Regions from separate parts of the Homo sapiens genome. Here region 1 is linked to region 2. Evidence: read pairs that join two places in POLR2A ChIA-PET (ENCODE). Cell type or tissue: HepG2. All regions are shown on one strand.

Region 1 (2,500 bases), 300 kb after region 2:
GCACCATCTTATCCCAACTGCTGTTTGAGCTTCAAAATAATCCTACAAAGTATCCAGTGAAGATGATTATTCCCATTTTCTTAACAAGGAAACTGAGGCCCAGGGAAGTTAAATGGGTTTCTAGACACACAGGCAATACCAGACTTAGAAAGGAAGAAAAGGACACCACTATTTGCTGATTGTCAACTCTATGCCACCCACTGTGTTGAAAGAAGACTCTAAATCCCAGAGAGAGGTTTTATTTGGCCTGAAGTCATTCCATGCAGGACCCGCCAATGACTGCGGGGCTAGAATCAGAAACTGAGCCTGCTTGCCACTAAACTAGTGCTGCCTTCCACAAACTCTCTGTGAATCACAGCCATGGCGCAAGCTTTGAAGGGAGAAAGACGTCGGCACTGATTACCCCAAACCACTGACAAATCAAACATTATGGAAATCAGGACTCACCACTGAATAATAACTCACATGTGTAAGGCATTTGCAAAGGCGCTTTGCAGTCGATGCTTCTTTAACCCTCACAACAATCTTATGAGCTAGATAGTATTATTATTCCATTTCACAAATGAGGAAGAGGAGGCTCAGCAAGGGGAGTAACTCATCTAAGGCCACACAGTTAGTGGGTGGCAGAGCTGGAGTTCTAACACAGCCCTGTCTGACTCTTAAAGAGGGCCCCTGTTGAATTCCTGTTTCCCACAGGCTAATTCCTGTTTCAGTTAGGACATTTCTGTGGTCCTATGTCTTAAATTTAACCTACCCCCATCCTACCCTCATAACCTGCAACATAAAGTTCAAACTGCTCAGCCCAAAGTTCAAAATCCTCCAGTTTTTCAAAATCGTCTCCCTTTACCTTTCAGGACACACCTCAGACTCCAGCTATGTGCCAGTGGATGCTTTTTCTCTGACTCCCCCTGAGTCCCTGCTGCCATTGATCTTTGATTTTCCAGTTCGTTGTATCTAAAGCAGCATTTTCTTCCTGCTTCCTCTTTGAGTTCCTCTTTTAAGGATCACCTTCAATGCCATCAGTTCCATATACCCTTTTAGGACCCTGGTATTAGGTGTGCTGGACCCCTGTATGCTCTCTTATGGCCCAGATTGTAATGCTTCTCTTGTCTCCCTCATTCCTCCCCTGATCCCTCCTTGAATGACCAGGCAGGGTCTCATTGCTTCATCCTCAGACTGACCATGGTGACTGACACACATTGGGCACACAGTAGACATAAAATGAGCATTGTCTTTAGGTACACAAACACTGACAAGTACCATAATACGTAAGTGGCTTCGCATCATTCCTGCCCTTGATGTGGTAGAACTATTCAGGGCTTTGAAATCAGATCGATCCGAGTTCAAATTCCAGCATACCTACTTCTGCACTACGTAACCTTGGGCAATTACTTATTCGGGCCTCCTGATCCTCAGTTTTGTCCTCTGTTGAAATCATGACAGCGCCACCTTTCTTGCAGAGGCAGTAACTGTGAGATTGAATAAGACAGAGAACAAGCATTCAAGACAGTGCTTGGCACAAAGAGAGCGCTTAGGGAATGTTCATTGTTAGGCAGAGCTATTATTATTGTCGTAGTTTATAATATCTCCCAGCAATGAGATCGGATTTCCTTTGGATTTAGGAGTGCATGCAATTGTGTTGCTTTAGAGTTTACCTCCTTGCCTTGACTAACACTTTACTCTTCTGTTTCACTTCTGCCATTTCCCATGTTTGTATCACTGTTGCTGGTATTATGTATTTAGAGTTGTGGCTTCGTAAACTGTTTCTTAAAATATTCCTGTGCTCTAAGAGGCAGCATACTGGGGAAAGAACACTAGGAAGAAAAGAGAAGGGGAGACAGGGAACAGGGGTGGAATCTGTTCCTTAAGAAATCCACTTAACCTCCCTGGGACTTGTTTGTGTTATCTGCAGATTGAGGAATATTTGGCAAGACAGGGTGTAAAATCGCTTGCAGCTTCAATGCACTGCATTTAAAAACCTGTTACTTTCCTATCTTGAGACACCAAAATGCTCTTAGACTTGAAGATGACTATGTATGCAAGTGCATCCCTCCCACCCTCCTTCCCAAACAAACACACACACAAACACAAACACACCCCAAATGCTCTGAGAAAACCCATGGTTTTGTTGTTTGAACATGTTGTTTTCTTTAACCAAGTGGTTGTTTGCAAACGTTTTCTGATTGTAACAGCAGTGAGGGCACCTCTCTTAGAGAAGACTGAGTTCTTTCTCTTTGAAAGATGCTGTTTACTGAAATAAATTCCACCTCCTTCTTTGTTTGGCTTTTTCTTTGTAAACAATCAAAACCAACTGGCAAAGTCGGGGAGCTTGTTTTAGTCCATTGTGGCATCTGGCTTGATTTCTTTTTTTTTTCCTCCTAATCTGAAGTACAGACACTATTGTGAGCCCCAAATTCCTTTGCAAGAGGCAATTAGTTCCGTAAGCATTTACCAGTGGTGCACCATGCACCAAGCACTGTGGGGAAAAAGAAAGATCCTT
Region 2 (2,500 bases):
GAGGGTCTTTGTAGGAGTTGCTCTTGCTGTGTAAAGCACTATTGTCTTGGGGTTGAGCCCTAGGGCAGTTCTTGGTAGGTTCTGCTGGGCAGAACATATGGGTTAAATCTCGGTAGAGAGTTTCCCTCATCCTCTATCCGTAAGTGTCCTTCCATGCAAGGTCCCACTCTAGGTGATAGACAGGGACCCCTTCTACTGAACCTTTGAGGAAAGGAGGAAGGAAGAAATGCGTTTAGATCTTGGATGCAGACCTTTCAAAGGGTTAAATGTAACCATATGGATCAACCACATGCACATCCTTACTACAGAATCCGTCCTTTCATTTCAACTTATAGCAAGCTATGATTTTTATATATAAATATTATATAAATAATGTATAAAACATTAAAAGTTAACTATGTAAGATATTATTTCTGAAACAATTTAGCTATATCCACTATGATTATAAACTGTGTCTCGACCTGTGTTATTTACATTAGCTGCTTAAAAAAGCATTGAGTTAATTTTTTTAAATATCAACTAAAATATCATAGTTCTGTGGTAGACATTGTTTTATAATGAAATAACTGCAACTAGAGAAAACTGTATAAAAACATTAAATTGTCAGTATTTTTGTAAGGTTCCATTTTGTAAAGAGAATAATATTCAAAGACTTTTGTAGCATACAAAGTGAAAACTTGTATCTGCGAAACTATACTTGTATTAAATGTGCTTTTTAAATAAAAGCTCGTAACACAACTAATTAAGGACTTGCAAGCCTGGAGTGTTTGAGAGATGTTTGTCTCAGGTGTGTGGGTAGGAGAAGGAAGCATCGCGGGCTGGCCTCTTTGAGTGGGCTTGCCTCATCTCAGCGCACCAACTCCTGATTTTTTTCAGTGGGAAATGTGGTGGTCATAGGGTAGATACCGATGTCTGCCCTGCTCTTTCATCTCTGAAAGCCTGTTTGCAGAATGAGGCCCTGGCTCTACCCTCATCTCAGGCTCTTCTAAAGAGCTTTTGTATTCTAAAGAGGATTTTTCCATCAGAGAGGTAGGAGCTGTAGGAACCCCGAGGGCAGATAAGCAGCCCTCACTCTAGATAAGGTATGCTGGGGGAGCTTACTGAGGGAATCCTGTACACAGCCCACATCAAAGGAAGGCTGAGAATGGCCTGTGGCTCCTGCTTCCCTTCCTTGTGTTTCTCCAACCTGGAAGAAAAGGGGAAGCTAGAAATTCACATTTATTGAGCACCTGTGTGCCAGGGATTTCTGCCTATTTGTTCTGTCTGATCTTCACAGCAGTTATTTTGAGAAAGAAAGAATACTAAAGAATGCAAAGATGAAATGATTAGTCTAAGATCCTAGAGCATTAAATTGTAGGATAGGTCTTATATTAATTTGCTATAGCGGCTATAACAAATTACCACAAACGTAAAACAGCATAGATGTATTGTCTTACAATCTTGGAGGCTCTAGGCAAGAAGCTGTTTCCTTGCCTTTTCTGTTTTTAGAGGCCACCCACTTTCCCTGGCTTGTGGCCCTCTTCATGTTCACATGGAGGAAGCAACATTGGGTAGAGTCCTCACCCTGCCATCTCTTTGGTTCTCCTCTTCTGCCACCCCTTTCACATGTAAAGGCCCTCCTTGCTGATTACACAGACCTGCTCATAATCTAGGATAATCACCTATATTAAAGTCAGTTCACTGGCAAACTTAATTCAATCTGCTGCCTTAATTCCTCTTTGCCATGGAACATATATTCACAGATGCCAGGGATCTAAGACATGGCCATATTTCGGGAACCATTATTCAGAGTACCAGAGTTCACCCTCTGGCCCTCAAAAGATTCACATCCATCCCAAATGCAAAACAGATCACCCTATCCCCACATCCCCTAAAGACCTAGGATATGGCAGTATCAAGTCAAAATCCTAAATCTTAACAACTTAAACACCCCAAATCTCATCATCTAAACTAACCCATTCAAATTAGGTAAAAAGGAGGCTCCATGTTTAATCCACCCTGGAATACATTGCTCTCTATGAACCTGTGAAAATTAAGAAACAAGTTATCTGCTCCCTAAATTCACTGGTGAAACAGGCATAGAATAACAGTTATAGACATTCCTATTTAAAAAGGGAGAGAAGCCAGGCGTGATGTTTCACTCCTGTAATCCCAGCACTTTGGGAGGCCGAGGCAGGCGGACCACGAGTTCAGGAGATTGAGATCATCCTGGCTAACATGGTGAAACCCCATCTCTACTAAAAATACAAAAAAATTAGCCGGGCGTGGTGGTGGGCGCCTATAGTCCCAGCTACTTGGGAGGCTGAGGCAGGAGAATGGCGTGAACCCGGGAGGGGGAGCTTGCAGTTAGCCGAGATCCCGCCACTGCACTCCAGCCTGGGCGACAGAGTGACACTGTCTCAAAAAAAAAAAAAAAAGGAGAGAGAGAGAGAAATAGACGGAAAAAAGAAGTCATCAGTCCCCAGCAACTTCAAAATCCAGCAGGGACCAGGCATGATGG

What was found. Peaks named below come from ENCODE experiments on the same cell type or tissue, not always from the same donor. Only the 100,000 strongest peaks of a DNase experiment are listed, where the experiment ranks them.
Region 1: POLR2A ChIA-PET joins it to region 2 with 6 read pairs; 2 of 35 experiments call an interaction of 5 or more read pairs at or near these places.

The regions. Positions count from the first base shown.
Region 1 is chr1:56,189,029-56,191,528 of GRCh38, reverse strand. No RefSeq gene overlaps it. Among named protein-coding and RNA genes, the nearest start is that of LINC01767, 220 kb to the left of the region's middle. In HepG2, a CTCF peak has its summit at 1,434; DNase peaks (open chromatin) are centred at 308, 1,288 and 2,498; H3K4me3 peaks cover 2,121 bases.
Region 2 is chr1:56,493,003-56,495,502 of GRCh38, reverse strand. PLPP3 (phospholipid phosphatase 3) reads left to right here. Exons shown (of 6, transcript NM_003713.5): 6 at 1-742. Among named protein-coding and RNA genes, the nearest start is that of LINC01767, 79 kb to the right of the region's middle. RefSeq lists an enhancer at 768-1,426. In HepG2, no CTCF peak of the experiment used is centred here; a DNase peak (open chromatin) is centred at 1,002.